Regions from separate parts of the Homo sapiens genome. Here region 1 is linked to region 2. A link is a loop called in an ENCODE intact Hi-C map of the cell type or tissue named here. Cell type or tissue: endothelial cell of umbilical vein. All regions are shown on one strand. Links, peaks and the distances in the headings refer to the core of each region. The heading gives the core; the rest is flanking DNA.

Region 1 (5,667 bases), core at 614-4,613, 420 kb after region 2:
TATGGAAAAAGAATTTTCTATTCTGCCCCCAATTTGTCAAATAAAAAATTTCAGTGAGTTTTAAAGACATTTGTTAAAAGTATAAAGTACAACAACTTCTGATTAATTTTTAATAATAGCCAATCAACATTAGTGAAGACTGATACTTAACAGCCAAATTTCAATACACCTTTTGCTTAATATGGTGGATAGGTTTAAAAGATACGTACCAATGTACCAAGATCCTCATTTGGACCTACTTATGTTTGTGAGGCACGTCTTTTACTTATGACAGTCATTAAAATCAAATATCAAAATATGACCTTCAAATCACATGCTAAGCCAAGATTTGAAAAAATAACTAAAATTATTCAATCATATTACTCTCATAGAATATTAACATTACATATAAAGCTTTTTTTTTTTTTGAGATGGAGTCTCACTCTGTCGCTCAGGCTGGAGTGCAGTGGCGCAATCTCGGCTCACTGCAAGCTCCGCCTCCCGGGTTCATGCCATTCTCCCGCCTCAGCCTCCTGAGTAGCTGGGACTACAGGTGCCCACCACCACGCCTGGCTAATTTTGGTATTTTTAGTAGAGACGGGGTTTCACTGTGTTAGCCAGGATGGTCTCGATCTCCTGACGTCGTGATCCACCCGCCTTGGCCTCCCAAAGTGCTGGGATTACAGGCATGAGTCACTGTGCCCAGCCTCATATAAAGCTTTTTATATGGTTGATAAATAAAATATTTTAAATTATTAAAATATTTTCTTTAAATTTTTGTTCTTATATTTCCTAATGTTTCTAAAAATTATATAGAGGCAATCATATGAAATTTATAAACAAAGCAGTATTAATGCACTAGTACCACTTGAATTTTTTCCCCCTGACAAAAATGTTTGAAGGCCACTGCTCAATTTTATAAATATTGTTTTTTTTTTTTGTCATTGTCATTCTGCTAGTCAGAATACTTTAAATTTGCTAAGTGCTTATTTCTGCTACCTTTCTGGAATGAAGATTGTTGCTCTAATTAGATGTTTGCTTCTTGTTTTTTCTTTATATATATTACACATATATGTAGTTTGCCTTATTTTCTAAACTTCAAATTTCAGCTCCTTCTTGGGGTATAGCCTTGTTTCTAACTGATTAATTTCCCCCCACTTCAACTTTTCAGTCTTTTCCATTTTCTTTTTTTTTTTTTTTTTGAGACAGAGCATCACTTTGTCACCCAGGCTGGAGTTAAATGGCGCTATCTTGGCTCACTGAAACTTCTGCCTCCTGGGTTCAGGTGGTTCTCGTGCCTCAACCACCTGAGTAGCTGGGACTACAGGTGTGTGCTACAGCGCCCATCTAATTTTTGTATTTTTTTAAGTTGAAATGAGGTTTCACCACATTGTCCAGGTTGGTCTCGAACTCCTGACCTCAAGTGATCTGCCCGCCTTGGCCTCCCAAAGTGCTGGGATTACAGGCGTGAGACATGGTGCCTGGTCTTTTTTTTCTTCTTTCTGTCCAATTTGTGTGTTAGGTTCAGGGAGTACATATGCAGGTTGGTTACTGGGTAAATTGCATGTCACAGAGGTTTAGTGTACAGATTATTTTGTCACCCACATAATGAACATAGTACTAGATAGGTAGTTTTTTGATCCTGACCCTTCTCCCAGCCTCTACTCTCAAGCAGTCCCTCCCTCCCTTCCTCCCTCCCTCCCTTCCTTCCTTCCTTTCTTTCTATCTTTTTGTCTGTCTTTTTGGAGTCTCGCTCTGTTGTCCAGGCTGGAGTGCAGTGGCGTGATCTCGGCTCACTGCACCCTCCCCTTCCCAGGTTCAAGCGATTCTCCTGCCTCAGCCGCCCAAGTAGCTGGGACTATAGGTGCCAGCCACCACGCCTGGCTAATTTTTTGTATTTTTAGTGGAGACGGGGTTTCACCGTGTTAGCCAGGATGGTCTCCATCTCCTGGCCTCGTGATCCGCCCACCTTGGCCTCCCAAAGTGCTGGGATTACTGGCGTGACAGGGTCTGGCTCTATCACCCAGGCTGGAGTACAGTGGCTCAATCTCAGCTCACTGTATCCTTGACCTCCTAGGATCAGTTGATCCTCCCACCTCAGCCTCCGGAGTAGCTGGGATTACAGGCACGTGCCCCCATGCCTGGCTAATTTTTGTGTTTTTTGTAGAGACAGGGTTTCACCGTATTGCCCAGGCTGGTCTCAAACTCCCAAGCTCAAGCGATCCACCCGCCTCGGCTTCCCAAGGAACTGGGATTACAGGCATGAGCCACCACACCCGGCCTCCTTTTTCTTTCACAATATTCCTTTTAAACAATGCAAAACTTGTGTTTTGCATTCTACTTTAAGCATGCCGGGTCGTCTCCTGCCGGGTGGGGAGCCCCCTCTGTCTTCCCTTCTGTGCTCCCACTTTCTGCCTTACCCCGCTGGGTTGCTGGCTTCAGACCTCTCTCCTTCTCTCTTTTCCCTTTCTCTTCTCTCTCCTCTGTCCATTATTCCCACTCCCCTCCGGAACACAATCCAATCTCTCAGGAGTATCTGCGGTGGGAGGAGCATCACAGGGAAGTAGCTGGGACTCATTGATCCAATCTCTCAGGAGTATCTGTGGTGAGAGGAGCATCACGGAGAAGTAGCTGGGACTCACTGATTTCTGCTTCCCTGGTTGGGGCAGTGATGCCCAGCCGGGCGCATAAAACAAAACTGGGCCTCCCGGCTCCCAGCACCACTGGTCAATGGCAGCACTGTGGCCCTAAGCCCCACCCTCAGGCCTTGCTGGGTCCAGCCATCCTGAGCTCAGTGCTCTCACGCTTTTCCCGAGAGATCGTGGAGACCAGTAGGAAATAGCAGAGAAAAACTGAAGTTATTAGTTACGTATGGGAAAATTCGTAGCTGTCTTGTGGGAGGCAGATAATGAGGGACATTTGGATCTTCCAATGTGGGGTCTAAACTTTGTAAATCTCAGGCAAGGCATTGGCTTAGTGGATTAAAATGGAAACCTAAAGGCACCTTGTTACCACGCTGTTTGCTGTAGGGCAGAAAGCAGCGTGCGTCAGGCCAGCTCTGGGTCTCTGCCAAAGGGTTTCATTTCCTGAACCACTAAAACCATTTCCCTTTGAGGGCTGCCCTGTGCCCCAAGCCCCAGCACAGAGCTACAAACAGAGGCTCCAAGGCCAGTGCCCCTCTGGCCACACCTGCCAGTGGAGAATCTGTCCCCATTAGGGGCTTCCTGTGCCCTGCCACAGAGCATCCCCCATTCGCCTGTACAGTCCCTTTCCCCATCTACAGCCTTATGACACTGCCTATCAGCGTCCACAGTCACTGTGTGTGCCGGGGTGGCTGGCTGCAGTGAGAGGCCTGCAGGGGCCCACAGCCATCTGGAGTAGAGGCCAGGTCCTTGGACCTACTTGGAGGAGCCACATTTGGTGGTGTGTCCTTTTGGGATTGTCATCCCTCAGTCTCAGGAGCATGGACGGTCTGACTCACTGCCTGCAGCACACCACGTGGGTAATCTGAGTGCCCGCCGGGCGGGTAGCTGCAGCCCCTGAGCCAGGGCTGCTCTGTTTTTATTCAACTGTTAACACGTCTCAGCTCTTCTTCAATATCAAAATGTTTTCCCATGAACACCGAGTGTAGCATTTTCCCTGTCTTATCGGCCCTAGCAACCAGGAGCCTGGTTTCCAGGAAAGCAGCCACTCGATCCAACCTGGAGAGATCCATTCCCACTCCACTGTTAAGAGCTGGGGCATAAATGCCCAGCAACTGCCGTGGCATTTATGCCCCAGCTCTCAACAGCAGAGTGCGTTTTTTTTTTGTTTTTTTTTTGTTTGTTTGTTTGTTTTTTAGCGGTGGCCACATGATGTCATTCCTAACTGGCCAGCCTTCCTTCTCCCCCGACTCAATGCAGCCCTCATGTCCTCGCAGTCCAGATGCTGGTTTGCAGAATGCTGGGAACACTTTGGGCTCTTTTGTAGGGGGTCAATTTTCTTTGGGTCTCAAAATATCCCTAGTCCCCTAATCCCGTTCCTGGGTTGAGAATGAGTGGTTTGGGCTCCAGAAATGCACACCTGATTGCTGAGAAGCTCTGGCTGGGCTTGCTGGGTAGCCCCAAGAAAGACTTTTTTCTTCCAAGGCGTTCCCTCCTCCCTGCTGTGAAATGGAACACCTTTTGTCTGAATCCCACTTCCTTCGGTGCTGACATGCAACTGTTAGGTGTTTCCCATGCCTGGCAATCACCCTAAGCGCGAAGCTTGGGGGTGCTTTGGTGATCCATGAAAAGGCTGGCAGGCATGTCTTGTGATAGGAAGAGGTTCTGTTTATAACCATATATGTCTCCCCAAGAGAGCTGATAAATAATGTGCTCACTCTGGCAGGGTTGTCTTTCCATAGCTGCCCAGGGGCCCTTTGGCCCCCACTGGCTGCTTCTCCTATTTCAATTTCCATGTCCTCTCGGTTTTGTAACTCAAGGAGCGCCCCTGGCTTAGGAACAGCTGACAACTCCACAGCTCCCAGCAGTGGCACCTGGAGAAGGGGCGGATGGGCACTGACTTGTGGGCGTGCTCTGGGGCACCCTGTCCCCGGCTGTCATGAGTCATTTGCAAGGTGAGCCAGGATGTAAGCTGTGAGGGTGGAGAACGTTTGGTGCAGACCCAGGGCATCTGGCAGGGCCGTGTGGGTGAGTTGTGAGATGGGGAAGAGCATTGCTCCCAGGAGAATCCCACAGACAGCCCTGCCACCACATCCTGATTTTCCATCTCCATCCCTCCACAGAGATGGGGCCAGCCGCACATTTGGGGGCCATTCCCGGCTAGACTCCACTCACATTGCTGAATCAGAGAGCTCAAAGGACCTTCAAAAACCCATCAAACCCAAGCTTTTTATGTTGCAAATGAGGAAACTGAAGCCCAGAGAAAGAGTAATTGTCCCAAATCAGTGTAGGAACCTAACTCCTGTCAGAGCTGTCCCTCCACAGCAGGAGAACTCAGGGGCTGCCCCCACCCCGCGTGTCCTGAGCCTCCACACCTGCAACAGCGGGAGGCGAGCACAGGCTGGTACAGGTGCTGAGGGTGAGTGGGGCGATCAACTGGAGGCAACAGAAGTCATCAGTTTCATCATCATGGTGGGTCCCTGTCCTCTCTTGCTCTGCTGACCCCTCCTGCTGCACTTCCCTGGCCCCTTCCAAAAGCAGTGGCTTTTCCTTCTGGGTTGATGTAAATCCTTCGCTGCTTTAGCCCCAGGAGAGGGACCAGCTGATCCAAGCTAGGGTGGCTGTGAAGAACACAGTGGGGCTGCTCCTGCCTCCAGCTGCCCTGTCATGATGGAGCACCTGGGGTGCAGGGAGCAAAGGGCCGTCCCAGCACAGCCTGCCATCTCCAGGGTGGCTGGCGATGGCTGTGCACGACCATGGCCAAGAAGCTGTTAGGCTCTGATGATCCCGTCACTGAGCGTAGGAGTGGGAATTTCTGAGAAAGCCCCTAAAGGTGGCAGCATGGACAAAAGCTTCTCCCTAGCTTCAAGGGGCATCTTTCCTCAGAGCTGTGGAATGCCACGCATCTGTTTATCTCCCCAGAGTGCCTGCCTGCCGACTGTCTACCTCTGATTTCTCCGTGGGCTCAGCATGCCATTGGCATTTAATCCATTTGAAAAAATAGTAACGTCCAAGCCACCGACCTTCACATAAAGGCCTTGGAGAC
Region 2 (5,667 bases), core at 865-4,864:
GGGGCAAGCACAGCGGGGAGGGCTCAGAGGGGCACCACCAGGTACGCCCATGCCAGGGATGTCGCCGGGAATGGGCTAGACCCACGCCAGCAGCCTGAACCCCAAACCAGTGAGGACTTCTTTCGGCCCAAATCCTCACCACCTGTTACATCCCCCAGGAGGACCAAGATGACCCTGGGGACGTGAAGAAAGGCAAAAGCAGCCTCCACATCACCTCAGGTGTGTTCCCAGGGCTGGCTGTGCCCCTGAACCCCTGGCTTCCACTGCCCCCGCCCCCAGGAAGGTGTGAGTGACTCAGGCAGGGCAGACAGGGGCTGCGAGATAGGAGAGGGGTGCATTCCAGAGACTCGCAGCGCTAGGGAAGTTGAGGAAGCTTGAGTTATAAGTTATTTTTCCAGTGCAAAGAGATCATACAAACATGCAACATACACAGGACCACCCCTACCCCTAATCCTCCAAAGCATGGTCTTGATGAGTTTCACAGGAAACGACCCCAAGCCTGCGTTGTGTGTGTATGGTATGCACACTCTTGCCTGACGCTCATCTCCAGGTGGAGGCTGCAGAGACCCAAGGGGGCGCAGGCAAGCTTGTAGGCTTCCTAGCTGTCAGCCTCCCAGGGGTGGTGGAATCTTTCAAAGGAAGGGCACCCTTGATGCCAGGCTTGGCAACAGCACACAGTGAGGGGAGCGGACTGTGAAGGGCTGTGGGTGCCTGTGAAGACAAGGGGTTCTGGGTTCCAGGCATCTCACCTACCCTGACTTCCTGCCTCTTGATTTGTTCCTATCTGTCCATTCCACCCAGTAAAACTGTATGTGGAAAGCCTATCAGTTTTCAACAGTCCTTTTAAGGGATGGCACGGCTGCAATATTCACATCAAACAGTGTCAAAAGGCCTTCTCTTTACTAAGGTTGAAAGAAGACTTAATAACTTCTTAAAATTATGCATTACGACAGTACATTGGAAGCTGGTGGGACCTATTATTTAGCTGCAGATCCTATGTCTGATTTAGTTTTTATTATTTTTTCAAGACGGAGTTTCGCCTTGTCGCCCAGGCTGGAGTGCAATGGTGTGATCTCCACTCACTGCAACCTCCACCTCCCGGGTTCAAGCAATTCTCCTGCCTCAGCCTCCCAAGAGCTGGGATTACAGGCGCCCACCACCACGCCCAGCTGATTTTTGTATTTTTAGTAGAGATGGGGTTTCATCATGTTCGCCAGGCTGGTCTCGAACTCCTGACCTCAGGCGATCTACCCACCTCAGCCTCCCAAAGTGCTGGGATTACAGGCGTGAGCCACCGTGCCCGGCCACTGTCTGATTTATTACTGCAGGGATTCAAGTTCCTCTGATAATTGGGTGGATGAAAGTCATTGTTTTATGGCACAAGTACGAGATGCCCCTCCCTCAATAGGCCAGATGTGATTGCAGTCCTTGAGCCAGCAGATTCACGCACCTAACCTGGATTCTCACTTGACGTGATCAGGTGTAACTACAATGTCAACCTGCATCCATCACACCTCCTCAATGTCACATGCTTGATGATTTGCCATCAAGGCGGTCAGGAGGGCTGGGGTAAGGAGCTGGTTCTGCCCCGTCCTGAGGTCTGAGGAGACAGTACCTACTGTTCACACCTGCTTGGGGCTTTAGGCTTTACCCACAGCCATCTGCATAACGCGGCTACTTACATCATTTCATTTCATTAGTTTTACACTGACTGCACTTTTTGGCAGCCACTGTTTGGGTATCTCAAGAGGTTTCAGAAAGAAATATTATGGTGTGAATATAACATTTTAAAGAAGAAATGATTTTGCAAAATTATCCAAAAGCTTAAAGAATATGAGTCCTGGGATATGCACACCAATGTCTGGGCCACATTCCAAGGAAAAACTAGATGTTCGTTTTTCTTGAATCATTTCAACAGAGAGCATCTATAGAATGGATATTGGTATAAACTCTACAATAAAAATACAGAACGCTCAATTTGTTTGCTGGCTTTGTGGGTAATTTCCCTCCCTAGAGTCAGGGTCTCCCTATGTTGCCCAGGCTGGTCTCGAACTCCTGGGCTCAAGGGGTCCTCCTGCCTTGGCCTCCCAAAGTGCTGAGGTTATAGGCATAAGCAACTGTGGCTGGCCTTTGTAAGTAATTTTTTTTTTTTTTTTTGAGATGGAGTCTTGCTCTGTCACCCGGGCTGGAGTGCAGTGGTGCAGTCTCAGCTCACCGTAACCTCTGCCTCCTGGGTTCAGGCGATTCTCCTGTCTCAGCCTCCCAAGTAGCTGGGATTACAGGTGTGAGCCACCATGCCCAGCTAATTTTTGTATTTTTAGTGGAGACAGGGTTTCACCATGTTGGCCAGGCTGGTCTCAGAACTCCTGACCTCAGGTGATCCACCTTCCTCGGCCTCTAAAAGGGCTAGGATTACAGGCATGCGCCACCACGCCCGACTGGTAATTTTTAAAAGAAGGTTTAATCTCTGGTTACTTCCCCTTTGTCCCCAGTATATCCTAGACTACACTTCTATTTTTTTTTTTTCAGCAAAGAACATGCATTATTTTAACTGCACAGAACATATTTAACATGATAGAGCTTTAAAGAAAGTAAAATAAATTTTGAAACAAAACCCAAAGAAATATAAGATCAAATTGTTCCTGCTCTCGGGCCCTTCCTTTGCGCGGATAATGGAGAGAGATCACCCGGAGTACAATGAAAGGCCAACTCCCTCTTTGGACACAGGGGGCTTGGTTGTATTCTACCAAACTCCCACTAGGGGGAGTGTTTTAGCAGTGTAGGCTGTGCCCTTCACATTCTAAACAACTGATTTTCATTAGTGATTCTCATGAACAAAAAACTTCACCTCTTCACCTATCATGAATACTCAACTTATAAGGCCAGGTGCTGTATAAATCCCCGCCCTCAACACCCAGACTCCCAAATGCAGGTAGCTGAGCTGATGACTTTTTATAAGCAATGCTACCTTAAAAATATGCAGTTCTTCCCTCTCCCCATCAGTCCCTCGGTTTGTGTTGTTCAACAACTAAGAAAACTGTTAGAGGAAGCAGAAGGAATCCTGGTAGATAATAAACCCGCAGCTCCTCCTACAGGACTGTGGAGACAGCCCTAGTCAGCTCAACAATTAAAGATCTATTGCTTCCTAAAAATTAAATGAGCCTCAACCACTGTGACAGACTACCAACCTAAGTAATTATCTGACCTGGCAGGGGTGCCTTTGCAGGGGAAGCTGCTGTGTCTGCACTCCACCCAAAGCATCTGAGGATGGAGAGGGTTTCCTGAGGTGTAGTCCATGCTGACATGTGGGACTTCTGGGCTGGTAAAGGCGGCCACCATTAAGGGAGAGCTTAAACACTTTCATGTTTATACGAATTAAAAACAGCCCTATGTAGGTGCCTACAAACACAAAGACGGGGCATCATCGGAGGAAGGACCAAGGGCATATCCCTCAAGGGCAGAGGGGGCCAGGCTGCCTCTCTGTCCAGGACAGTGAATGAAGAATTTCAGTTGAAATTTGAATATTCAAAATGGACCTTTAAGGGAGAACTGCCCCCACTGTGGCATTTTTAGCATTCTTTTGGGGGACTTTATGAGACTGAAAAATGTCAGACCTACATTATAAAACATGTGTAGGAATTTTAAGAAAATGCCACCTAGGCATACAAGCCTAGAAAACCCCTCAAGGACCTCCTTGGTCATTTCCTTCCCCCCCCCCCTTTTTTTTAAGTGGTCTTCCTTCAAAGCCTCACTTTTTAAACTTCACTGGGGGGGGGGAACCCAGAATGAAGGCTTCACCCCATGTCCATCATGCTCATCTGCATTTTAAAATCCTCCTTGAAATCACTAAACTCTGCCTCCCTAAACTTTTCCCTCCCACTTAAATCTCAGTCCCTTTTCTCACCATGGACTGTGACCACAACTAAACCAAACATGTATTTTCTCTTTGCTGGTTTCACATTACAACTTTCAGTGACTTTTCTTTTTCTAGAGGCTTTGTCCCTTCAAGGAACCCTATATAACTTCCGGGGTGGGGTGGAGGTGGGAAAGGGCTTTGTTGGGATTTGGACAACAAAACCTATGACTGCAAACTTATAAATACACTTGGTGCTGAACCGAAGCTAAGACCACAAATTCCGACTCAGCTTTGTGTCTGCAGATGTCAGCAGGAGCCCCAGTCTTTGTTCCTCCCTTATGATAAAGAAGCTGAATGCAAAATGCACATCCAGCACGGAGTTACTAAGACTTATTTGTAAACATGGAAACCCAAGGGCTCCCCCTCAGCTCCCTCAGTTACCGGCTGCTTTCGCTACTGTGGAACCACTATGGGAAGATCACAGGGCAGCTTTCTAAACCAGGATGAAAGAAAATGTTCCAGACTAACAGGTAATGTGGCGGCTGATGGTTAAACATTAACAGGATGGTCTGCAGCAAACGCGTGCCTGCCAGCACTGGTGTGCGCTTCCAGTGGGCTGAACTCCAGGTCATCTTTGGCTCACAGGGGTCCAAGTTAGGCTAAGATTCCGTGGGCACCCACATCTTTCTTCACTCAAAGATACTGGTGAGTTATGTGGAAGTGGAAGCTGGGGAAGCAGTGAACAAACCAGCTTACCCTTTCATACCCTCAGAGGATCTGATCTAGACTGGCGGTTGGGCAGTCAAGAGCACTCACAGTTGGTTTCACTAGGGCTCAGTGGGAGGCGTAGAGATGGGCAAAGGGTGGCCTCTCCACTTCAGATACACCCTGTACCCCTGTAACCAAGGTAAGGACAAGGGGCTAAGATTAATGCCCAACCCTCTTCCACACTGACTCCTGAGGCAGGGGTGCCTCGTAACTACAGGGCACCCCATCTCCACCCTAGTCTGAGGAATAGAAGCCACAGGACGCAAATACAACCCTAAAAAAACACAGCTGGGGGGATCTCTTCGCAGCCACAAGATAGTGTCAGGTTTTCAAGACTTGCAAAACTGGACCCAGCACCATGATGCTGTCCCTGTTACTAATCAGTGCCAACTGGCGGGATATCTAAGTGGCCTGCAGCAGGCTGGCTTTCGTTTTGTTTGCTCTTGGGGGTGAGGATGGAGAACCCCAGCAGTCCGAGCGGATGGAGTGTACTGATAGAGGACATGAGTAAATTCAGAAACTATAAGGGAAACAAGGTGGCACAAGACGTATCGGGCAGCCGTTAATTGCTCTGTGGGTGCTGGAGGGAGGAAGCACACATCAGCACAGGAGAATAATACCCGGATTCAGGTCAAGCAGAGATGTGATTAAAGAAAGGACATGCACAGTGCTTTTTCAAACAAGGACAGTCTTACACCGGGAAGAGAGTTATTGAAAAGAAGAACACCGCACCCCTCGTTCCTACAATACCCTGATATCCCAGGGAGCCCAGGCCTGCTCCCGAGGAGGCTGCAGCGGCTAAGGCTCCCCAAACCTTTAGGTTTCACATCCCCTTTAGATGAGTTCATACCCAGGGCTAAAGTTGTAAGCCTTCCCATACATCCCACCTCCCAACATCGGGAACAAAGGCCTCTTCTGCCAAGAGGGTGACAGATCTTCCCTAGCAGCCCCGAGAGTCACCGAGGGGCACTGTCACTGTTTTCTGCTGTCTGTCTAGGCGATCTGACCCAGGAGTTATACTCCCTCCCAATCATCAGCAGGGC

What was found. Hi-C counts contacts between places; a loop is a spot of excess contacts. Peaks named below come from ENCODE experiments on the same cell type or tissue, not always from the same donor. Only the 100,000 strongest peaks of a DNase experiment are listed, where the experiment ranks them.
Region 1: a loop joins it to region 2, with 5 times the contacts of the local background. A loop is called at or near these places in 5 of 110 quality-filtered maps.

The regions. Positions count from the first base shown.
Region 1 is chr6:6,824,204-6,829,870 of GRCh38, reverse strand. No RefSeq gene overlaps it. Among named protein-coding and RNA genes, the nearest start is that of LINC03055, 59 kb to the left of the region's middle. In endothelial cell of umbilical vein, for the core only: no CTCF peak of the experiment used is centred there; a DNase peak (open chromatin) is centred at 3,060; H3K27ac peaks cover 1,216 bases.
Region 2 is chr6:7,240,753-7,246,419 of GRCh38, reverse strand. The region is part of intron 11 of RREB1 (ras responsive element binding protein 1); the gene reads right to left. Among named protein-coding and RNA genes, the nearest start is that of SSR1, 70 kb to the left of the region's middle. In endothelial cell of umbilical vein, for the core only: a CTCF peak has its summit at 2,751; a DNase peak (open chromatin) is centred at 2,889.